2 separate regions of the Homo sapiens genome follow, and region 1 is linked to region 2. Evidence: read pairs that join two places in POLR2A ChIA-PET (ENCODE). Cell type or tissue: GM12878. All regions are shown on one strand. Each heading gives the region's core, and the rest is flanking DNA. Links, peaks and the distances in the headings are about the cores only. Region 1 overlaps UPK1A (uroplakin 1A). Region 2 has its middle 8.2 kb from the start of TYROBP.

What was found. ChIA-PET counts read pairs that join two places held together with the same protein. Peaks named below come from ENCODE experiments on the same cell type or tissue, not always from the same donor. Only the 100,000 strongest peaks of a DNase experiment are listed, where the experiment ranks them.
Region 1: POLR2A ChIA-PET joins it to region 2 with 10 read pairs; 5 of 35 experiments call an interaction of 5 or more read pairs at or near these places.

Annotation. Positions count from the first base shown.
Region 1 is chr19:35,672,203-35,684,769 of GRCh38, reverse strand. It overlaps UPK1A (uroplakin 1A), which reads right to left. Exons shown (of 8, transcript NM_007000.4): 4 at 11,464-11,538; 5 at 11,225-11,332; 6 at 8,751-8,930; 7 at 6,875-6,958; 8 at 6,289-6,795. The coding sequence ends at 6,751. UPK1A-AS1 (UPK1A antisense RNA 1) reads left to right here and starts at 11,479. Exons shown (of 2, transcript NR_046420.1): 1 at 11,479-11,535. It also overlaps the pseudogene TYMSP2. RefSeq lists an enhancer at 678-1,179. In GM12878, for the core only: no CTCF peak of the experiment used is centred there; no DNase peak of the experiment used is centred there; H3K27me3 peaks cover 132 bases.
Region 2 is chr19:35,910,198-35,922,764 of GRCh38, reverse strand. No RefSeq gene overlaps it. Among named protein-coding and RNA genes, the nearest start is that of TYROBP, 8.2 kb to the right of the region's middle. In GM12878, for the core only: a CTCF peak has its summit at 11,382; no DNase peak of the experiment used is centred there; H3K27ac peaks cover 2,706 bases.

The DNA of each region.
Region 1 (12,567 bases), core at 2,449-10,448, 240 kb after region 2:
AAGCAGGGATGTCCAATCTTTTTTTTTTTTTTTTTTTTTTTGAGATGGAGTCTCGCTCTGTCACCAAGGCTGGAGTGCAGTGGTGCCATCTTGGCTCACTGCAAGCTCTGCCTCCCTAGTTCATGCCATTCTCCTGCCTCAGCCTCCCGAGTAGCTGGGACTACAGGCGCCCGCCAACACGTTTGGCTAATTTTTTTGTATTTTTAGTAGAGACAGGATTTCACCTTGTTAGCCAGGTTGGTCTCGAACTCCTGACCTCGTGATCCACCCGCCTCGGCCTCCCAAAGGGGATGTCCAATCTTTTGGCTTCCCTGGGCCACATTAGAAGAAGAAGAATTGTCTTCAGCCACACATAAAATACACTAACGATAGTGGATGAGCTAAAACAAATTGCAAAAAATCTCATAGTGTTTTAAGAAAGTTTATGAATTTGGGGCTGGGCGTGGTGGCTCATGCCTGTAATCTCAGCACTTTGGTAGGCCAAGGCGGGCAGATCACAAGGTCAGGAGTTCGAGACCAGCCTGGCCAACATGGTGAAACCCGGTCTCTAACCCTGTCTCCTCACTGCCTCTGTCCTGCCGCGCAGGAGCGGGATGCTGAGCCCTGTCCGCCCCACGGGGAGCTGCAGTACCTAAGGCAGGTGGAGCACATCGTCTGCTGCAGCTGCAGGAAGGACGCCCCCAGGGCACCTGCTCTCTGCCGCCGCTGTTTTCGTTTTCGGCAGGCAGGCAGTCAGTCAGTCCCACTGCAGCCTGAGAAGTGACTTTCCTCTGCTGACAACCACAATGTTTTGGAGGAGTTGCTGTCGTTTATCAAGGGATCCACATATGCTGAAGAACTGTCTTCCAAGAGAGTGAAAATGTGAGATGAGGCAGTGGAGCCCTTTTTGGACAACTTGGGATTCTCCACTGAGAAGAAGGGGACTTGGGCCCAGTTTATGGCTTCCAGTGGAGGCATTTTGGGCAGAATACGAAGATATGGATTCAGATTATTCAGATCAAGGAGACGACCAACCGCAAAAAGTGATTGACATCATCAACAGAAGGCATAATCCCAGCACTCTGGGAGGCCGACGCGGGTGGATCACTTGAGGTCAGGAATTTGAGACCAGCCTGGCCAACACGGCGAAAACTCATCTCTACTAAAAATACAAAAATTAGCCAGGGGCTGGGTGCGGTGGCTAATGCCTGTAATCCCAGCACTTTGGGAGGCCAAGGCGGGTGGATCCCCTGAGGTCAGGAGTTCAAGACCAGCCTGACCAACATGGAGAAAACCTGTCTATACTAAAAATACAAAATTAGCCAGGCATGGTGGTGCATGCCTGTAATCCCAGCTACTCGGGAGGCTGAGGCAGGAGAATCACTTGAACCTGGGAGACAGAGGTTGTGGTGAGCCAAGATCTCGCCATTGCACTCCAGCCTGGGCAACAAGAGCGAAACTCTGTCTCAGAGAAAAAAAAAAAAGCCAGGCATGTCGGGGGGCACCTGTAAATCCCAGCTATTTGGGAGGCTGAGGCAGGAGAATCGCTTGAACCTGGGAGGTGGAGGTTGCAGTGAGCCAAAATCACGCCACTGCACTCCAGCCTGGGTGACAGCGAGACTCTGTCTTAAAAAAAAAAAAAAAAGAAAGAAAGGAAAAGAACAAAACAAACTGACCACAGACAAATCATCATCTGTGCTTGGAATCCAAAAATCTTCCTCTGATGACACTGCCTCCAGCCCTTCCCCGCTGCCAGTTCTGTTTTTTTTTTTTCTTTTTTTTTTTGAGACGGAGTTTCACTCTTGTTGCCCAGGCTGGAGTGTAATGGCTCAATCTCGGCTCACTGCCACCTCCTCCCAGGTTCAAGCGATTCTCCTGCCTCAGTCTCCCAAGTAGCTGGGATTACAGGTGCCCGCCACCACGCCCAGCTAATGTTTGTATTTTTAGTAGAGATGGGGTTTCACCATGTTGGCCAGGCTTGTCTCGAACTCCTGACCTCAGATGATCTGCCCACCTCAGCCTCCCAAAGTGCTGGGATTACAGGCGTGAGCCACTGTGTAGGGCACTTTTAAAGGAGTTTGAAGGGTATTTTCAGTCTTTAGGGGTTGGGCTGGATGCTCAGGTGAAAGTTCTTTTTGCTCTAAAGGAAAAGGGAGCTAGGTCAAAAATCTGTTGTTGACTTATTAGTTATTAACTTTTAAGGATATTAACTTTTAAGGGTGTCACCACAACTGTGCTAGCCCTTTCCGTAATAAAAGGCCTTGAGTTTGGCTAACTCACTGAGGGTGCATGAAAATACGGAGATTATGAGCAAAACTGAGGAGAATGAAATTGGTATGCTCTTAACAAAAACATGCACATGCATTTCAATCCTGTGTCTTTATGAAGAAGGTTGGTGAATTTCAAGAATTCTACAAGCTATTCTCTCAAATTTGAGAGAGTGGACTAACACCATCAATCATAATGTATAGTGTCATTATGAATATTTAAAGTTATATTAAGTTTATATATAATATAAATTTATATATATATATATATATATATATTTGTTTTTGAGATGGAGTCTCACTTTGTCACCCAAGCTGGAGTACAGTGGTATGATCTCAGCTCACTGCGACCTCCCCTCCCAGGTTCCAGCGATTCTTGTGCCTCAGTCTCCTGAGTAGCTGGGATTTCAGGCACCCGCCACCATGCCTGGCTAATTTTTTGTATTTTTAGTAGAGACGGGGTTTCACCATGTTGCCCAGGCTGGTCTTAAACTCCTGACCTCAGGTGATCCACCTGTTTTGGCCTCCCAAAGTGCTGAGATTACAGGTGTGAGCCACCACACCCGGCTTAAAGTTATATTTGTTTTATATATTGCTGTAATAAAGAAGTGTTCTACCAGGCGCAGAACGGTTTTTGTATTTTTATAAAAAATACAGGCCGGGCGCGGTGGCTCACGCCTATAATCCCAGTACTTTGGGAGGCCAAGACGGGCGGATCATGAGGTCAGGAGATCGAGACCATCCTGGCTAACACAGTGAAACCCCGTCTCTACTAAAAATACAAAAAATTATCTGGGTGTGGTGGCGGGCACCTGTAGTCCCAGCTACGTGGGAGGCTGAGGCGGAAGAATGACGTGAACCTGGGAGGCGGAGCTTGCAGTGAGCCAAGATTGCGCCACTGCACTCCAGCCTGGGCGACAGAATGAGACTCCATCTCAAAAAAAAAAAAAAAAAAAAAAAAAAATTAGCGGGGCGTGATGGTGCGTGCCTGTAGTCCCAGCTACTCAGGAGGCTGAGAGGGGAGGATTGCTTGAGCCCAGGAGGCGGAGGTTGCAGTGAGCCGGGATTGTGCCACTGAACTTCAGCCTGGTCAACAGAGCGAGACTCCGTCAACAACAACAACAACAAAAAAGTGTTCTGCAAAACAACAAAGTTTTTCCTCTATTCTTCTAAACATTATTATAAAAACATTAACTCATTTTTTTAAGGAAGAAAAAGACTAAAGCTCCGTTTGATCAACCCTGCAGGAATAAGAGTACTATATGGGCCAGGTGTGATGGCTCACACCTGTAATCCTAGCATTTTGGGAGACTGAGGTGAGTGGATCACCTGAGGTCGGGAGTTCCAGACCAGCCTGGCCAACATGGCGAAGCCTGTCTCCAGTAAAAATACAAAAATTAGCCGGGCATGGTGGCAGGTGCCTATAATCTTAGCTACTCAGAGCCTGAGGCAAGAGAATCGCTTGAACACAGGGGGCAGAGGTTGCAGTGAGCCAAGATCGCACCACTTCACTCTAGCCTGGGCAAAAGAGTGAAACTCCATCTCAAAAAAAAAAAAAGTACTGTATATAGTTTTCAATTTTTCCTACTATGTATTTCTTAGCGCGTTTTCCATGTTAAAGCAGAGTTCTTGTTCTTTTTATTTTTACCTCTTTGTGGTATTGCAGAGGATGGATATAGCGTAGCTAATTTACCCAGTGCCCTGCTGATAGTCATTTATTTTACTAATGAACATCCTCATATGGGCTTTCCAGTTATTATGAGATCTTTTTATAGTCAACTCACATACAGCTATCTCTTTTAAAAAGTATTTATTATTATAATTATATATATATATATTTATTTATTTGAAGCAGGTTCTTGCTCTGTTCCCCAGGCTGGAGTGTGGTGGTGTGGAGCACTGCAGCCTCGACCTCCTGTGCTCAGACAGTCCTTCCATCTCAGCCTCCTAAGAAGCTAGGACCACAGGCACACACTACTACACCCAGATAATTTTTTTAATTTTTTTTTTTTTTGAGACAGAGTCTGGCTCTATCACCCAGGCTGGAGTGCAGTGGTGCGATCTCGGCTCACTGCAACCTCTGCCTCCTGGGCTCAAGCCATCCTTCCATCTCAGCCTCCCCAGTGTCTGGGACCACAGGCACGCATCACCACACCTGGATAATTTTTGCATTTTTTGTAGAGACAGGGTTTTGCCATGTTGCCCAGGCTGGTCTCGAGAGCTCAAGCGGTCCTCCCACCTCAGCCTCCCAAAGTGCTGGGATTACAGGCCTGAGCCACTGCGTCCTGCTTTTTAAAATTTTTTATAGAGACAAGGTCTTGCTATGTTGCCCAGGCTGATCTTAAACTCTGGGGCTCAAGCGATCCTCCCACCTGGACATCCCAAAGTGCTGGGATTACAGACATGAGCCACCGTGCTCAGCCTATTATTATTATTATTTAGAGATGGAATTTTGCTGTGTCGCCCAGGCTGGAGTGCAGTGGCTACTCATAGGTGTGAACATAGCTTACTGCAACCTCGAACTCCAGGGCTCAAGCGGTCCTCCCGCCTAAGCCTTCCCAGTAGCTGGGACCACAGGCGCACACACAACAGCCACAGAGCATTTCAGTCCAAGGGCATAACATGATTTACACAACCCATCCCTTTGGTGATGGTTGTTGGGTAGTTTCCGATTTTTCACTCTAATAAATAATGACCTCTTTATCCATTACATATTTTTAAAAAATGAAATCTGAATTCAGCAATCAAAGACTATCTGCAGACCACTGGAGTAAATGGGAACCCCAAGAAATTATTTGATGGGGAAGGAAGCCCCCAGGCCCTCTTGGGAAGGCCTAGTCGTGGCTTCAGGGAGAACAAAGAGTGATAATTTGGTTCTTTTTTTTTTTTTTAGAGACGGAATCTTGTTCTGTCTCCCAGGCTGGAGTGCAGTGGTGCAATCTTGGCTCACTGCAACCTCCACCTTCCGGGTTCAAGCGATTCTTGTGCTTCAGCCTCCTGAGTAGCTGGGTCTACAGGTGCACACCACCATGCCCAGGTACTTTTTTGTATTTTTAATAGAGATAGGGTTTCGCCATTTTGGCCAGGCTGGTCTCAAGTTCCTGGCCTCAAGTGATCTGCCCACCTCAGCAAGTGCTGGGATTACAGGTGTGAGCCACAGTGCCCAGCCATAATTCAATTCGTAATGGTTTGCTGTCATGGACCCCTTAGAGAACTTGCTGGAAGCTATATCCCTAGGAGAAGGATTTTTATCACCTATAAGCCTCAGCAGCCCTGTATCTGGATTTTCCTTTGATAAACAACTCCCCTTCCAACACCACCACTGCATGCATCCTTAGCAGGATTACCAAGCCAGGTGCCCTCCCTTTCCCAACCTAACGAAGGGCCTAGAACCTAAGCCGAGACAGTGAGATTCAACTCTGGACCTTGGCTACAACTCTGGACCTTGGCTACAGCCCTTGGGAGAGAGGCTCTTTCCTTCTGTTGCATTGCTTAGTTATAAAGACATTAAGTCTGGAGTTGCCAGAGAAATCCTGTCAGGGAATGAAGCAGGTTTCCTGGAAACTTAGATTGAACATCTGGATCCAGACATGCCTGAAGCCAGCCCCGTTGACTCAGTTACGTGAGCTGATAAATTCCATTTTACACTTCAGTCAGTGACAGTTGGGTTTCCACCACTTCCATCAGAATAGTTTTTTTTGTTTTTGGAGACAGGGCCTCGATTTGTTGCCGAGGCTGGAGTACAATGGTGCGATCTCAGCTCACTGCAACCTCCACCTCCCGGGTTCAAGTGATTCTTCTGCCTCAGCCTCCGGAGTGGCTGGGATTACAGATGTGCGCCACCATACCCGGCTGATTTTTGCATTTTTGTAGAGATGGGGGTCTCACCATTTTGGCCAGGCTGGTCTTGAACTCCTGACCTCAGGTGATCTGCCCGCCTCGGCCTCCCAAAGTGCTGGGATTACAGGCGTGAGCCACTGCGCCTGGCCTAGAACAGTTCTTGTTCACTCTCCCGTGACCCAGAAAAAAAAAAACTCATTCATTCATTCATTATTTATTTATTTATTGACTATCTAGTATATGCTTAGCCCCGTGCTGGGTGATGATGGGGACAGTAAAGTGACCGTGACAGAACTCTCATGGCAATAGAGGCTTCCAGAGCTCAAATGGCAATCACAAACGGTTCAGCAAGAATGGCGATGCCTGCCATGAAGGAGGAGGTCAGAGAGCTACAAGAGAGGTATCTGTGAATGGGAGGTGGGATCATGGAGAGGTCCCTTGAAAGATGGGCTAAGGATATGTGCACACAAGCCCTGGGGTTTCAGGGCACACCTGAGACACAGTAGGGCTCAGGAACCTGGAAAAAGATCTTGGAAGTGGAAGGACGTAAGGGCTAGGGACGTTGGGAGGTGAGAGGTGAGGCAGCCATCCAGGCCCAGCGGAGGAAGCAGGAGGAGGATGCGGAGGAGTCCGGGGTGTGTATGTTGCCTTCCCCTCCTGTCCCTCAGAGCATGGTGTAGAAATACATGGCTATCAGCATGACCGGGAGCTGGCGAGGAGGCAGCGAGATGAGGGCACTCCGCCCCCCACCCCCAGCCCACCCAGCCTGTGGGCTCCCCGCCTCTCACCGTCCACATCAGGATGGCAAACCCAAACCACGAGATACCCCACGTGTAGCTGTCGATGGCGTGGCCGATGTGTTCGAAGCAGCCCTGGGCAGGGGGATGGGGGAAGTTTGAGAAGACGCCCATGAGGGTAGCCGCTGAAAGCGAGAGTCACTGTGCGCCCTTGGGAAAGTCACCACCTTCCCTGAGCATTGGTTTTCTCACTTGTGCAATGGGGACCATGGCACTGTCCACCTCCTCGGGTGGTTTCGGGGCCCCAGGGAGCTGATGTTGAACCCAGGCCCTGCACAAGTAGGTGCCGCCCTGCTGATGGCTATGACAATCTGAGGGTGATTTTGATCTTACAGCTGGCTTTTTTTTTTTTTTGGAGACAGTCTCGCAGTCTCCCTCTGTCACCCAGGCTACAGTGCAGTGGCATGATCTCGGCTCACTGAAACCTTTACCTCCCGCGTTCAAGCAATTCTCCTGCCTCAGCCTCCTGAGTAGCTGGGATTACAGGTGTGCACCACTACGCCCGGCTAATTTTTGTATTTTTAGTAGAGACGGGGTTTCACCATGTTGGTCAGGCTGGTCTCGAACTCCTGATCTTGTGATCCTCCCATCTCGGTCTCCCAAAGTGCTGGGATTACAGGCATGAGCCACTGTGCGCGCCCGGCCTTTTTTTTTTTAAAGTCTCTTGCCTTTTTTAAGTCTCTTGCCTAGGCTAGAGTGCAGTGGCACCATCACAGCTCTCTGCAGCCTTGACCTCCTAGACTCAAACAATCCTCCTGCCTTAGCCTCCCCAGTAGCTGGGATTACAGGCGCGCACCACCACGCCTGGCTAATTTTCTGTACTTTTTTGTAGAGACGGGGTCTTGATATGTTGCCCAGGCTGGTCTTGAGCTTCTGACCTCAAGTGATGCTCCTGCCTTGGCCTCCCAAAGTACTGGGATTACAGTCGTGAGCCCCCGTGCCTAGCTCTATTGTTTTGTTTGATGTTTTGTTTTGTTTTTTTTTGTTTGAGATGGAGTTTCACTCTGTCGCCCAGGCTGGGGTGCAGTGGCACAATCTCGGCTCACTGCAACCTTCACCTCCAGAGTTCAAGTGATTCTCCTACCTCAGCCTCCCGAGTAGCTGGGATTACAGGCACGTGCTACTGCTCTGGGCTAATTTTTGCATTTTTAGTAGAGATGGGGTTTCGCCATGTTGGTCAGGCTGGTCTCGAACTCTTGACCTCAAGTGATCTGCCCTCCTCAGCCTCCCAAAGTGCTGAGATTACAGGCATGAGCCATCGCGCCCGGCCCTATTATTGCTCTTATTCTCGGACAACCTGAGTAAAGTTGTAGGTGCCAGGTCTGGTTCAGACAGACCCTGGGTGCATCCTGCTGACTTGAGAGAGAGTTGGGGGAGCACTAGAAAATCAGAGAGGGGACCCAGCGTGGTGGCTCACGCCTGTAATCTGAGCACTTTGGGAGGCTGAGGTGGGTGGATCACTTGAGCTCAGGAGTTCGAGACCAGCCTGGACAACATGGTCAAACCCCGTCTCTGCTAAAAATACAAAAACTAGCCAAGAGGGTGGTGCGCACCTGTAATCCCAGCTGCTCTGGAAGCTGAGGTGGGAGAATCCCTTGAACCCGGGAGGCAGACGCTGCAGTGAGCTGAGATTGTGCCACTGTACTCCAGCCTGGGTGACAGAGCAGGACTCGGTCTTGAAAAAAAAAAAAGAAAGAAAGAAAGAAAGAAAGAAAAAGAAAACAAGAAAATCAGAGAGGGGAAGAGGAGAGGGAAAAAGCTAGACGGACAGACACAGGGAGGGAGAAAGAGAGAATCAGAGAGGGAGCAGAGACCAGAGGAAGACAGACAGATGGATAGACAGATGGAGCAGGGCAGACGGCCACACCTTGGTGAACAGGTAGTCCATGTGCCCCAGGCGGCAGCCCTCCTCGTTGAGGGGGATGAAGTTTCCCGTCCGGCGACAGCACAGTGGGGGCCAGGGGAACACCACCTCCGGAGTGGCCGCCCGGAAGGCTGACGTGAAGTTCACCCAGTCCATGGGACCAGATGTGCCACAGCATTCTTGCTAGAGTGAAAAGCAGGGGGTCAGGCAGGCTCGGGCTCAGAGAGGACAGTTGCTTGCCTGAGGTCACACAGCAAGGAGGGGCAGGATTGGCCTTTGACACAGCTGGGCCCAACTTCCCCATGTCCTGGGCCTCCAAGCGAGTGTGTCCGGTGGGTGTCTGTGTGTGTGAGCACGGTGCAGACAATATTTGTCCCAGGACCAGGAGGCTGATGGGGGATTTGGATTAAACCTGCACCTCTGACTTATTTTAAAATATTTTTGCCGGGCACGGTGTCTCACGCCTGTAATCCCAGCTCTCTGGGAGGCCGAGGTGGATGGATCACCTGAGGTCAGGAGTTCGAGACCAGCCTGACCAACATGATGAAACCCCGTCTCTACTAAAAATACAAAATTTGCCGGGTGTGGTGGTGGGCGCCTGTAATCCCAGCTACTTGAGAGGCTGGGGCAGGAGAATTGCTTGAATCCGGGAGGTGGCGACTGCAGTGAGCCAAGATCGTGCCACTGCACTCCAGCCTGGGAATCAAGAATGAAACTCCATCTCAAAAAATAAAATAAAATAAAATATTTTTATCAACAACTATGCTGATAAAATAACACAAAAAGGGCAGATTTCTGGCTTTTCCTGGCCTTGGTAAGGAATCCAGGTGTTTAATTTGTGGCTCCTGAATGAGGAAAACATAGGCTTGGGCACCCTTCAAACATGGGTTCAAATCCTGGCTAGCTAGAGGACTTGGGCCACATTGACGCCTCAGTTTTCCTTGAGTCCTCAATTTCTTCTTCTTTTTTTTTTTTTTTTTTGAGACGGAGTCTCCCTCTGTTGTCCAGGCTGGAGTACAGTGGCGCCATCTTGGCTCACTGCAACCTCCCCCTCCTGGGTTCAAGTGATTCTCCTGCCTCAGCCTCCCAAGTAGCTGGAATCACAGGCGCACACTACTACACCTGACTAATTTTTGTATTTTTTGTAGAGACAGGGTTTCACCATGTTGGCCAGGATGGTCTTGAACCCCTGAACTCAAGTGATCTGCCCGCCTTTGCCTCCCAAAGTGTTGGGATTATAGGTTTGAGCCACTGCACCCAGCCAATTTCTTCCTTTTCCAGTGCAATATCATGTTGGATTTGAGGAAGACTGTATCTCTTCAAACCTGGAAGTCTGAGTTTGAATCCTTCCAGTTCTGTGACCTACCAGGTGTGTGACCTCATGCAAGATATTCAACCTCTTGCTTTGGTCTCCTCATCACTAAAAGGCCGATCTCCCTTATGGAGTGGTCGTGAGGATTAAAAAAGCTTTAAAAGTGCTTTGAAAGGCTGGGCACGGTGGCTCAAGCCTGTAATCCCAGCACTTTGGGAGGCCGAGGCAGGTGGATCACAAGGTCAGGAGATCAAGACCATCCTGGCTAACACCCATCTCTACTAAAAATACAAAAAATCAGCTGGGCGCGGTGGCAGGCGCCTGTAGTCCCAGCTATTCGGGAGGCTGAGGCAGGAGAATAGCGTGAACCCGGGAGGCGGAGCTTGCAGTGAGCCGAGATCGCGCCACTGCATTCCAGCCTGGGCGACAGAGCAAGACTCTGTCTCAAAAAAAAAAAAAAAAAAAAAAAGATAAAAAGAAAAAAAAAAATGTGCTTTGAGGCCAGGCACTCGTGGCTCATGCCTGTGATCTCGGCACTTTGAGAGGCGGAGGTGGGAGAATCGCTCCAATCCTGAGCCCAGGAGTTCCAGACCAGCCTGGGCAATAGAGCAAGACCCCCATCTCCACAAAAGATAATTTAAAAAACTTAGCCGGGTGTGGTGGGGCGCACCTGTATTCCCAGCTACTCGGGAAGCTGAGGCGGGAGGATCACTTGAGCCCAGGAGTTGGAGGTTGCAGTGAGCTATGATCACTCCAGCCTGGGCAACAGAGCAAGACCCCATCTCAAAATATAAAAATAAAAGTCCTTTGAACAGTGTGAAACCTAGCTCAGTGAATGGTGCTGTTACTATCATTGTTATTATCAACATTTCTGTTGAGGTAGTATGTGTAGGCTAAGAGCAGGGAGGTCAGGAGCTAGGCTGCCGGGTTCCAATCCCAGCTCCCACCACTTACCGACTGTGTGGCCTCGGGCAAGGGACTTTCCCTTTCTGGGCCTGTTTACTCATCCGCAGAACGGTGATGACCGCAGCCCTGCTCTCCTAGAGATCTCATGAGCGGATGTCTTTAAGGCACTCACTCCTCTAAAAGCTGGCACATCGGGAGCTCTATCGGCCTCTGTGGACGGAGCCCAGGGCCCTCCCAGCACCCGGTCCACCCCGCCCACCTCAATCATGACGCGGTCCCAGAGGCGGGTCAGCTCCTGGCCCTGGTCGGTGTCCGCGCTGTAGAAGGTCAGCATCTGCTTGGTGATCAGGGATGGGTTGGACACCATCTGAGGAGAACAGGGAAGAACAAGGGCCGGCAGGGCTGGGTGGGGAGAGAGGACGACCTCCGCCCCGCCGCGCCGGGACCCTCGCCCCTCCCATGCAGGTCAGGCCCCTCCCCAGGCCTCGCCGGGCTCACGTAGTCACGGTGGGTGTAGGACGTGATGCAGGAGGCGCACTCGAAGATGTAGACGATGAGCATGAGCACCAGGTACTGGGGAGACAGAGGGAGGACGGCCCGTCGGGCAGAGCCCGTGAAGCCACACCCCGTCAGGGAAGCATCACTGGGGAAATGCAAGTTTTAAAAAAGTTTGGGGCAGTGTGACTAGCAGCATCTATAATATGTGGTGGGTGTTCAGGTGTTCGCTGTATTGTCTTCCAACTTTTCTGTATTTTGAAATATTTAATTTAATTAATTTATTTTTGAGACAGGCGAGGCGTGGTGGCTCACGCCTATAATCCCAGCACTTTGGGAGGCCGAGGGGGCGATCACCTGAGTCAGGAGTTCGAGACCAGCCTGGCCAACATGGTGAAACCCCTTCTCTACTAAAAATACAAAAATTAGGGCTGGGCATTGGTGGCTCACACCTGTAATCCCAGCACTTTGGGAGGCTGAGATGGGAAGATTGCTTGAACCCTGGAGTTCAAGATCAGCCTGGGCAACACAGTGAGACCCCGTCGCTACAAAAAATAAAAATAAAAAAATTAGTTAAGCATAGTTACTACTAGTGGTAGTGTTAGTCCTAGCTATTTGGGAGGCTGAGGTTGGAGGATCGTTTGAGCCCAGTAGTTGGAGGCCTCAGCGAGCTATGATCGCACCACTGCATTCCTGCCTGGGCAACAGAGCAAAACCCTGTCTCTTAAAACAAAACAAACAAGGGTGGGTGCAGTGGCTTACGCCTGTAATCCCAACACTTTGGGAGGTTGAGACGGGTGGATCACCTGAGGTCAGGAGTTCAAGACCAGCCTGACCAATATGGTGAAACCCCATCTACTAAAAATGCAAAAATACAAAAATTAGCTGGGCATGGTGATGGGTGCCTGTAATCCCAGCTACTCAGGAGGATGAGATAGGAGAATAGCTTGAACCCAGGAGGCAGAGGTTGCAATGAGCCGAGATTGTGCCATTACACTCCAGCCTGGGCAACAGAGTGAGACCCTGTCTCTTAAAATAAAACAAACAACATAAAACGATGTTCTCAGATAATCAGAGACATTTGACACAGACTGGGTATTGGAAGAT
Region 2 (12,567 bases), core at 4,201-12,200:
AACAAAAAATGTATTGTGCCCTGGCCAGGTGTGGTGACTCACACCTGCAATTCCAGCACTTTCGGGAGGCTGAGGCAGGTGGATCACCTGAGTCCGGGACTTTGAGATCAGCCCGGGCAACATGGCGAAACCCGGTCTCTACTAAAAATACAAAAATTAGGCGGGTGTGGTGGCACACGCCTATAACCTCAGCTACTGGGGAGACTGAGGCAGAAGAATCACTTGAACCTGGGAGTGAGAGGTTGCAGTGAGCCAAGATCGCGCCACTGCACTCCAGCGTGGGCAACAGAGTGAAAAAAAAGAAAAAAGAAAAAAAAAAGAAAAAACATAATTTATTCTGCCCTAAGGACTGTGAGGATCATCTCTTTGGTTACTTTCCAGAGCAAAAAGGTGGTGTACAATAGTGAGGTCAGGTCATATTTGAGTAGTTGAAGGAAATACAGCTGTTCATTCCAAGTTAATAAAAATTGTTTGCAAAAATGTGCCAGATGCAAATTTGCATATAGAGTATGGTCAGGATGCAAATTTCTATATACAGGATGGTCAGAATACATACAAATATGCCCAGTAAAAGACAGGAAATATAATTAAACATTAATAGAAGCTGTCTCTTAGAAGTGGGTGAATTTTCTTTTTCTTTTTTATTTTGCTGCATTTTTCAAATTTTTTATAATGAGCAAGCATTATTAGTTAGTTTTTTTTTTTTTTTTTTTTTTTTTGAGACGGAGTCTCTGCTGTTGCCCAGGCTGGAGTGCAATGGCACAATCTTGGCTCATTGCAACCTCCACCTCCCAGGTTCAAGCGATTCTCCTGCGTCAGCCTCCCAAGTAGCTGGGATTACAGGTGCACACCACCAAGCTTGGCTAATTTTTGCATAGTGTTTTTTTTTTTTAGACAGGGTCTCACTCTGTCACCCAGATTGGAGTGCAGTGGCACAAACATGGCTCACTGCAGCCTCAGCCTCTTGGGCTCAAGGGATCCTCCTGCCTCAGCCTCCTGTGTAGCTGATATCTCAGGTGCACATCACCATGCTTGGCTAATTTTTAAATTTTTTTGTAGAGACAGGGTCTCGCTATGTTGCCCAGGCTGGTCTTGAACTTGTGGGCTTAAGTGACCCTCCCGCCTCAGCTTCCCAAAGTGCTGGGATCACAGGCATGAGCCACCATGCCTGGCTAGATCTTTTAAACTTTATCTGTTGTGACATACAAAATGCCTATAGATGAAGACAAATGCACAGCACAGTGAATCATTGAGTAAAATTATTCAGGCATCTACTTCCACATGAAGAGAGAAGTCAGAGGTGGGCGGATCACCTGAGCTCAGGAGTTCGAGACCAGCCTGGGCAACGTGACGAAACCCCGTCTCTACCGAAAATACAAAAAATTAGCTGGGTGTGGTAGCATGCGCCTGTAGTCCCAGCTACTTGGAAAGCTGAGGTGGGATGATCACTTGAGCCCCAGAGGTCGAGGCTGCAGTGAGCTGAGATTGTGCCATCACACTCCAGCCTGGGTGACAGAGGGGGACCCTGTCTTAAAAATAAATAAATAAATAAACAAATAAATAAATAAATAAATGTAATTGATGTATTCTAGAACATTCCTCTTTTGTTCCTTTTTATTTACAAAGTGTACTGTCCCCTGAAAGGCAACCACCATGTTGGTTCTGATGGAACACTTCTGATTTTCTTAATTATTTTGCCACCTATTGGCAGGGCGAGGTGACTCACGCCTGTTACTCCAGTACTTGGGGAGGCTGAAGCAAGAAGATCCCTTGAGGACAGAAGTTCAAGACCAGCCTGGGCAACATAGTAAGAACCTCATCTCTACAAAAAATAAAAAAAAAAATTACCCAGAAGTGGTGGCATGCACCTGTAGTACCAGCTACCCAGGAGGCTGAGGTGGGAGGATTGCTGGAACCTGGGAGTTTGAGGCTGCAGTGATTGTGCCATTGCACTCCAGCCTGGGTGACAGAGCCAGACCCTGTCTACAATAATAACAACAATAATAATAATAATAATAATAATAATAATAATAGGCCAGGCGCCGTGGCTCACGCCTGTAATCCCAGCACTCTCGGAGGCTGAGGCAGGCGGATCACGAGGTCGGGAGATCAAGACCATCCTGGCTAACACGGTGAAACCTTGTTTCTACTAAAAATACAAAAAATATTAGCCGGGCGTGGTGGCGGGCGCTTGTAGTCTCAGCTACTCAGGAGGCTGAGGCAGGAGAATGGCATCAACCCGGGAGGCGGAGCTTGCAGTGAGCCGAGATCGGGCCACTGCACTCCAGCCTGGGCAATAGGGCGAGACCGTCTCAATAATAATAATAATAATAATAATAATAATAATAATGTTGCCTTACATGTATGCTTCCTAAAACAGTGTAGTCTAATTTGGACTATTTTTTAACTCTATGTAAGGAGGAACCATATTGTATATACTCTTGTATGCGGGTTTTTTTTTTTTTTGAGACAGAGTCTCGCTCTGTTGCCCAGGCTGGAGTGCAGTGGTGCGATCTCAGCTCACTGCAAGCTCCGCCTCCCGGGTTCACGCCATTATCCTGCCTCAGCCTCCCGGGTAGCTGGGACTACAGGTGCCCGCCACCACGCCCAGCTAATTTTTTGTATTTTTAGTGGAGACGGGGTTTCACCGTGTTAGCCAGGATGGTCTCGATCTCCTGACCTCGTGATCCACCCGCCTCGGCCTCCCAAAGTGGTGGGATTACAGGCGTGAACCACCGTGCCCGCGGCTTCTTTCTTCTTCCACTCAACATTATCTTTGAGAGATAAGTCCATGTTGTGGCAAATGGATCTAGGGTATGTATTCCCATGGTTACACGGTATTCCATTGTGTGATATGCCCCAAGGTATGTATCCTTTCTCCTGCGATGGGCATTTGGGTTGTTTCTTTTGAAAAGCCTTACAAATAGGGTGGCCTTACAAATAGGGTGACTATCCTTACACAAGGCTCCTGGCATCTATTGCACCCATCTCTCTCAGATACAGATAGGGGCGGAAGTTGGGTCTCTGGGAAGTAAAGTGCCAAACTGTTTTTCAAAGTGGTTCAACCCCTCTGCCTCCTTCAGAGGTGTATGAGATTTTCTGTGGCTCCACATTTCACCACATCTGGTAGTGTCGGATTTTGAAAATTTCGACATTTCTAGGGGTAGAGGGAAAGGTGTGGAGCGGTTTTGCGCTACTAGTCTTGTTTGTTTTTAGAGATGGAGTCTGACTCTTGTCGCCCACTCTGGACTGCAGTGTTGCAATCTTGGCTCACTGCAACCTTTGCCTACCGGGTTCAGGCAATTCTCCTACCTCGGCCTCGTAACTGGGATTACAGGCATGTGCCACCATGCCGGCTATGTTTGTATTTTTAGTAGAGACGGGGTTTTGCCATGTTGGCCAGGCTGGTCTTGAACTACTGACCTCAGGTGATCCTTCCACCTCCGCCTGCCAAAGTGCTGGTATTGCAGGCGTGAGCCACTGCACCAGGCCTTACATTGTTTTAATGTTTGTTCTCCTTCTGAGGATGAGCACCTTTTCACACCTTTATTGCCATTTAGAGTTCCTCTTTTCTGAAGTGCTTGCTTGAAGTGGCTCATGCCTGCAATCCCCGAAATTTGGGAGGCCAAGGCCAGAGGACGCCTTGAGCCCAGGAGTTTGAGACCAGCCTGGGCAAGACCCTGTTTCTAAAAAAATTTAAAAATTAGCCAGGCATAGTAGCCCATACTTATGGTCTTAGTTACTTGGGAGGCTGAGGTGGGAGGATGGCTTAGGCCAGGGAGGTTGAGGCTGCAGTGAGCTAGGATTCTGCCACTCTACTCCAGCCTGGGTAACAGAGTGAGACCCTGTTTCAAATAAATAAATCAATTGGCCAGATGCAGTGGCTCATGCCTGTAATCCAAGCACTTTGGGAGGCCAAGGTGGGCCAATTGCCTGAGCTCAGGAGTTTGAGAACAACCTGGTCAACATGGCGAAACCCCGTCTCTACTAAAAATACAAAGATTAACCGGGTGTGGTGGCATGTGCCTGTAATTCTAGCTATTCGGGACACTGAGGCAGCAGAATCGCTTGAACCTGGGAGGTGGAGGTTGCAATGAGCCAAGATTGCACCACTTCATTCCGGCTTGGGTGACAGAGTGAGACTGTCTCCAAAAAATAAAATAAAATAAATTAAATTAATTAATTAAGTGTCTACTTGAGTTTGCCAATTTTTCTTCTGGGGTTTGCTGTTTGTTTTTAAGGAGTTATTTATGTGTGCAGGATATGTTCAGATTCATTGCATTATGTGTTACAAATTTCTTCTCCTACTCTGTAACCATTTTCTAATGGTTATCTTTTTTTTAATAAAAAATCTCAAACATACACAAAAGTAGAGAGAATCGTATAATGAATTCCCATAGACTTATTGCCAGCTTTAATAATTGTCAATTCGTGCTAATCTTATTCCCTCTCTACCTGAACCTACTTCTTCTTTATTGGATTGCTTTTAACACTTTCCAGACGTCTTATTATTTCACCTCCCAAATTTGTAGGAAGTACATATCGCTAAGTAATAATGACCTTTTAAAATATAGATCTAAATATATAGCCACATTATCATTCTAAGATATCTTTTGGTGAATGTTAATTCTTTTTTTTTTTTTTTTTTTTTTGAGACGGAGTCTCACTCTGTCGCCCAGGCTGGAGTGCAGTGGCGCTATATCTCCGCTCACTGCAAGCTCCGCCTCCTGGGTTCACGCCATTCTCCTGCCTCAGCCTCCCGAGTAGCTGGGACTACAGGCGCCCGCCACCACGCCTGGCTAATTTTTTTGTGTATTTTTAGTAGAGACAGGGTTTCACCGTGTTAGCCAGGATGGTCTTGATCTCCTGACCTTGTGATCTGCCCACCTCGGCCTCCCAAAGTGCTGGGATTACAGGCTTGAGCCACCGCGCCCGGCCATTAATTCTTTTTTTTGGGAGACAGAGTCTCGCTCTGTCACCCAGGCTGGAGTGCAGTGGCGTGATCTCGGCTCACTGTAGCCTCGACCTCCAGGGCTCAAGTGATCTTCCCACCTCAGCCCCCCAAGTAGCTCAGACTACAGGTGTGTGCCACCACGCTCGGCTAATTTTTAATTTTTTTTGTAGAGAGAGTGTCTCTCTATGTTGCTCAGGCCGGTCTACACCTCCTGACCTCAAGCAATCCTCCTGCCTTGGCCCCACAAAGTGCTGGGATTACAGGGATGAGCCACTGTGGCAAGTTCTTAATTTTTTTTTTTTTCCCCTTGAGACAGAGTCTTGCTCTGTCCTTGTTGCCCAGGCTGGAGTGCAGTGGCCCAATCAAATCATGACTCACCATAGCCTCAACCTCCTGGGCTCAGGTGATCCTCCTATCTCAGCCTCCCAAGTAGCTGAAACTACAGGCATGTACCACCACACTCGGCTGATGTGTTTGTTTGTTTGTTTGTTTGTTTGTTTTCGTAGACAAGGTCTCGCTATGTTGCCCGGACTGGTCTTGATCTCCTGGCCACAATTGAGGTTCCTGATTCAGCCCCCCAAAGTGCTGGGATTATAGGCATGAGCCACCATGCCTGGCCATGACTCTATTTATGTTATGGATGAACCACAATTGATGAAACCATCAAGCATTACTTGGATTCTACTTAAAAAGCCTTCAAAATGTTAGCTGTTGTGGTTAAAGTGGGTGCCCACAGCCAGAATAAGGGCCACATTCCAGCCAATAGGAAGAGCAGAAAAGGAGAGGGCATACTCTGACTTTAGGGACACAATCTGGAAGTTGCCCGCATCATTTCTTCCCAAGTTCCGTTTGCCAGAAAACAGATACATGGCCCCAACAGGCTCCAAAGAGGATGAGAGACATCTTCTTGGCTAGGGAATCTCATGCCCAACTACAAATTCTGTTTCAGTAGAGGAAGGGGTGGCTGGGCAAGGGGGTTCACACCTGTAATCCCAGCACCTTAGGAGGCCAAGGCAGGTGGATTGCCTGAGCTCAGGAGTTTGAGACCAGCCTGGGCAAGGTGGTGAAACACTATCTCTACAAAAAAATTTAAAAATTAGCTGGCATGGCGGTGCCTGCCAGTAGTCCCTGCTACTTGCAGAGCTGAGGTGGGAAAATTATTTGAGCCTGGGAGGTTGAGGCTGCAGTGAGCTATGTTCCTGCTAGTACACTACAGCCTCAGTGACAGAGTGAGATCACATCTCTAAAAAAATAAAAATAAAAATTAGGATGTCGGGAGTGGTGGCTCACGCCTGTAATCCCAACACTTTGGGAGGCCGAGGCTGGCAAATCACCTGAGGTCAGGAATTAGAGACCAGCCTGACCAATATGATGAAACCCCGTCTCTACTAAAAATACAAAAATTAGCTGGGCATGGTGGTGCATGCCTGTAATCCCAGCTACTCAGGAGGCTGAAGCAGGAGAATCGCTTGAACCCAGGAGGCAGAAGTTGCAGTGAGCCAAGGTTGCACCATTGCACTCCAGCCTGGGCAACAAGAGCAAAACTTCATCTCAAAAAAAAAAAAAAAACAAAAAAAAAAAACAGACGTGGTGGCTCACACCTATAGAAGAAGAAGGGGAGAAAAAAATATTGGTGAGGCCAGGTGCAGTGACTCATACCTGTAATTCCAGGGCTTTGGGAGAATGAGGTGGGAGGATCGCTTGAGGCCAGGAGTTCAAGACCAGCCCAGGCAACATGGCAAAACATCATCTCTATGAAAAATATAAAAATTAGCTGGGCATGGTGATGCGCACCTATAGTCCCAGCTACTTGGGAGGCTAAAGTGGGAGGATCGCTTGAGCCCAATAAGTTGAGGCTGTAGTGAGCCATGATTGCACCACTGCACTCCAGCCTGCGTAACAGAGCAAGACCCTTTCTCCAATAAAAAGATAAGTAAAAATAGTTCATTCCTTTTTATTGCTGAGTAGTATCCCACCGTGTGGATCTCAAAAAAATGGATAAACAACTTGTTTATCCATTCATCCAGTGAAGAACCATTCGGTTGTTTCCAGTTTGGGGCAATTATGAACAAAGCCACTATTAATATATGGTACTGGTTTTTGTATAAACTCACGTTTTCACTTCTCTTTGGTAAATACCTAGGAGTGGGAGTGTTGGGTTGTATGGTGTGTTTATGTTTAAATTTCTTAGAAATTGCCAAACTTCCCCCAGTGTCTGATGCAAATGACAGAAGCCTTCACAGAAGGTCCCAGATCACTTTAGCAGTGGAGCTGAGGTGTTTGCTCCCCAAGGCAGGAGTAGGATCTGATCTGTGTAGCTCAGGGACTGATTTCTTGGACCTCCTAGAGATTCAGTGGGTTCCCTAATGTCATTGAACACATCACACATCCCCTTCTTTTTTTTTTTTTTTTTTTGAGATGGAGTCTCACTCTGTTGCCTAGGCTGGAGTGCAGTGGCGCAATCTCGGCTCACTGCAAGCTCCGCCTCCTGGGTTCACGCCATTCTCCTGCCTCAGCCTCCCGAGTAGCTGGGACTACAGGCACCCACCACCATGCCTGGCTAATATTTTTGTATTTTTAGTAGAGACAGGGTTTCACCGTGTTAGCCAGGATAGTCTGGATCTCCTGACCTTGTGATCTGCCCACCTCAGCCTCCCAAAGTGCTGGGATTACAGGCGTGAGCCACCGCCCCCAGCCTCTTTTTTTTCTTTTCTTTTCTTTCTTTTTGTCTCTCTTTCTTTCTTCTTTCTTTTCTTTCCTTCTTTCTTTCTCTCTCTCTCCCTCCCTTCCTTCTTCCTTCCTTTTTTCTTTCTCTTGAAACAGGGTCTCCTTCTGTCACCCAGGCTGGAGTGCAGTAGTGCCACGATAGCTCACTGCAACCTCCAATCCCTGGGTTCAGGCAACCTTCCTGCTTCAGACTCCTGAGTAGCTGGGACCACAAGTGTGCTCCACCACGCCTAGCTAATTTAAAACAATTTTGGGGGCCAGGCATGGTGGCTGATGCCTGTAATCTCAGAACTTTAGGAGGCTGAGGTGGGAGGATCGCTTGAGGCCAGGAGTGTGAGAACAGCCTGGCCAACATGGCGAAACCCTGTCCCTACTAAAAAAATACAAAAATTAGCCAGGTGTGGTGGCTCATGCCTGTAATCCCAGCTACTTGGGAGGCTGAGGCAGGAGAATCGCTTGAATCTGGGACGGGGAGGCTGCAATGAGCCGAGATCGAGCCACTGCACTCCAGCCTGGGCGGCAGAGAGAGACTCCATCTCAAAAAAAAAAAAAAAAAAAAAAAAAAAATTTGGGCCAGGCAGAGTGGCTCACGCCTGTAATCTCAGCACTTTGTGAGGCTGAGGCAGGCGGATCAGTTGAGGTCAGGAGTTCGAGATCAGCCTGACCAACATGGTGAAAGCCCATCTGTATGAAAAATAGAAAAATTAGGCCAGGCACAGTTGCTCACGCCTCTAATTCCAGCACTTTGGGGGGCTGAGGAGGGTGGATCACCAGAGGTCAGGACTTTGAGAACAACCTGACCAACATGGTGAAAGCCCACCTGTACTAAAAATACAAAAAACTATCCGGGCGTGGTGGTGGGTGCCTGTAATCCCAGCTACTCAGGAGGCTGAGGCATGAAAATTGCTTGAACCCAGGAGGCGGAGGTTGCAGTGAGCTGAGATCGTGCCACTGCACTCCAGCCTGGGTAACAGAATGAGACTCTGTCTCAAAAAAAAGAACAATTTTTGTAAATATGGTATCTTGCTATGTTTCTCAGGCTGATCTTGAACTTCTGGCCTCAAGAGATCCTCTCACCTTAGTCCCCTAAGGCACTGAGATGACAGGTGTGAGCTACTGCAGAATGTTTAAAGGAAACAACCGACTATTTTCCAAAGCGGTTGCTCTATTTTTCATTTCCACCGGCAGTGTCTGAGATTTCCAACTGCTCCACATTTCTGCTGACACTCGATAGGGTCAGTCTTTTTAATTTTAGTCATTTAAGTGGGCGTGCAGTGACATTTCACTGAGGTTTCGTTTATATTTCCCTAATGACTAATAGTGCTGAGCACTTTTTCACAGGCTTCCTGGCCATTCATGTCTCTTCTTCTTCTTCTTCTTTTTTTTTTTTTGAGATGGAGTCTCACTTTTGTCGTCCAGGCTGGAGTGCAATGGCTTGATCTCAGCTCACTACAACCTTTGCCTCCAAGGTTCAGGTGATTCTCCTGCCTCAGCCTCCCAAGCAGCTGGGATTACAGATGCCTGCCACCGTGCCTGGCTAATTTTTGTATTTTTAGTAGAGATGGGGTTTCACCATATTGGCCAGGCTGGTCTTGAACTCCTGACCTCAGGTGATCTGCCCGCCTTGGCCTTCCAAAGTGTTGGGATTACAGGCGTGAGCCACCACGCTGGCTTTTTTTTTTTTTTTTTGATGGAGTCTTGCTCTGTTGCCCAGGCTGGAGTGCAGCGGTGCGATCTCGGCTTACTGAAACCTCTGTCTCCTGGGTTCAAGGGATTCTCCTGCTTCAGCCTCCTGAGTAGATGGAATTATAGGAAACTGCCACCACGCCCAGATAATTTTTGTGTTTTTAACAGAGATGTGGTTTCACCATATTTGCTGGGCTGGTCTCGAACTCCTTACCTCAGGTGATCCGCCCACCTTGGCCTCCTAAAGTGCTGGGATTACAGGAGTGAGCCACCACGCCCGGCCTTCACGTCTCATCTTTAGTGAAGTGTCTGTTCAAATGTTTTGGTCACTTAAAAATTAGGCTATTTGTCTGATTTTTAAATTAAATTAATTAATTTTTTTCTTTTTTGAGACAGGGTCTCACTCTGTGGCCCAGGCTGGACTGCTGTGGCACAATCAAAGCTCACTGTAGCTTCTGCCTCCCCAGGCTCAGGTGATCCTCCCACCTCAGCCTCCCTAGTAGCTAGGACTACAGGTAGGTGCCACCATGCTGGGCTAATTTTTGTATTTTTTGTAGAGCTGGGATTTTGCCCTGTTGCTCAGGCTGGTCTCAAACTTCTGGGCTCAAGCAATTCACCTGCCTCAGCTTCCCAAAGTGCTGGGATTTACAAGCTTGAGCCATCACGCCTGGCTCCCAGGCTGGTCTTGAAATCCTGAGGTCAAGTAATATGCCTGCCTTGGTGTCCCAAAGTGTTGGCATGACAGGCGTGAGCCACCATGCCCAGCCTATTTTTAAAAATATAATTAGAGCTGGGCACGGTGGCTCACGCCTGTAATCCCAGCACTTTGCGAGGCGGAGGCAGGTGGATCACCTGAGGTTGCGAGTTCGAGACCAGCCTGACCAACATGGAGAAACCCCATCTCTACTAAAAATACAAAATTAGCCAAGCATGGTGGCGTATGCCTGTAATCCCAGCTACTCGGCAGGCTGAGGCAGGAGAATTGCTTGAACCCGGGAGGTGGAGGTTGCAGTGAGCGGAGATCGCGCCACTGCACTCCAGCCTGGGCGACAAGAGCAAAACTCCATCTCAAAAAAAAAAAAAAGAATTAGAGACAGGGTCTCGTTATGTTGCCCAGGCTGGTTTTGAACTCCTGGCCTCAAGCGATCCTTCTGCCTTGGCCTCTATTCATCTGATGTTTTACAAAGCTTCCAGCTGCTTTGAGGAGGACAGGCTGTGGAGGGGCCAGTGTGGAAGCTGGGAGAGTGGGGAGGGACTGTAGCTTCCACAGAAGTGAGCTGGTCACAGGCCAACACACTACCTGGTTTCTGGGAAAGTCAGCGTTGGCTTCCCCAACTCTTGGCCTGCTGCCCAGAGAGGGTGAGACACTCACCTCTTGATCTTGTGTGGAGGCCCTCAGCTCAGCTTCCAGGAGTCTGGCAGTGTCTTGGGGCAGCGCCTTGTTGCTGGGTGCCCTGAATCTCAGCTTCTTCCTTCATCCAAAGAGGGAGGGTTTTTTTGTTTTGTTTTGTTTTGTTTATTTTGAGACGGAGTCTTGCTCTGTTGCCCAGGCTTGAGTGCAGTGGTGCGATCTCGGCTCACTGCAACCTCTGCCTCCCAGGTTCAAGCGATTCTCCTGCCTTAGCCTCCTGAGTAGCTGGGATTACAGATGTGTACCACCACGCCTGGCTAATTTTTGTATTTTTTAGCAGGGACGGGGTTTCACCATGTTGGCCAGGATGGTCTCAAACTCCTGACCTCAAGTGATCCACCCGCCTCAGTCTCCCAAAGTGGTGGGATTACAGGTGTGAGCCACTATGCCTGGCCAAAGAGAGTGTTTTATCCGTCCTCTAGCCCAGAGGCCAGCCCAGACCTGCCACCTGTGGTCTGCATCAGCACAGTTGTATTGGTTGCTAAAATGTTGAAACATTCCACTTCTGGTTAGTAAAGAGCCCACATAGCCCACAGATGTCTGCTACCACCCGAGTCCATTCTTTGGGGACCCCTTGGACTTTCCCACATCTCAGCAACTAAAGGTGGCGCTCTAGGACCCTGATTCCAGCCCCTATGGCCACATCCGTATGACTGGATGGTGCTTGGGGAATATCTTCTGGGGACAGCCCAGGCCTGGCTGAAGTGGGGAGGATGAGACTAGGAGGCTGATGCTGAAGGACTGAGGGAGGATTTTTTTTTTTTTTCTGAGTCAAAGTCTCACTCTTGTCATCCAGGCTGGAGTGCAATGGCATGATCTTGGCTCACTGCAACCTCTGCCTCCCAGGTTCAAGCGATTCTCCTGCCTCAGCCTCCCAAGTAGCTGGTATTACAGGCGCCTGCCACCATGTCTGGCTAGTTTTTGTATTTTTAGTAGAGACAGGGTTTCACCATGTTGGCCAGGCTGGTCTCAAACTCCTGACCTCAGGTGATCCACCCTCCTTGGCCTCCTAAAGTCCCAAAATCCAAAATCACGCCTGGGATTACAGGTGTGAGCCACTGCACCTGGCTGAGGGAGGATTTTTATCAAGCTAAGCTGAGAACTCGAGACTGGACATACTAATTTTTAGCATGGAACATATCCAAGTCACACGGTACCGAAGTATGTTCGCAGCAGTGAATCCATAGGGGTCTGCAGCAACCTCAATCCTTGCCTCCTCAAAAAAGAATTTGACCAAGGGACATAAGGCAGAGTGAGAAACCAAGGTAAGTTTTAGAGCAGGAGTGAAAGTTTATTATTATTATTATTATTATTATTATTATTATTATTATTATTATTATTTTGAGACTGAGTTTCGCTTTTGTTGCCCAGGCTGGAGTGCAATGGCGCAATCTCTGCTCACTGCAACCTCTGCCTCCTGGGTTCAAGCGATTCTCCTGCCTCAGGCTCCTGAGTAGCTGGAATTACAGGCACGCGCCACCACGCCAGGCTAATTTTGTATTTTTTAGTAAAGACCGAGTTTCTCCATATTGGTCAGGCTGGTCTCGAACTGCCGACCTCAGGGGATCCGCCCACCTCGGTCTTCCAAAGTGTTGGATTACAGGCGTGATCCACCGCGCTTGGCCCTTTATTATTATTATCATTATTTTGAGACAGAGTCTTGCTGTGTCGCCCAGGCTGGAGTGCAGTGGCGCGATCTCAGCTCACTGTAACCTCCACCTTCCAGGTTCAAGGTATTGTCTTGCCTCAGCCTTCTGAGTAGCTGGGACTACAGGTGCCCACCACCATG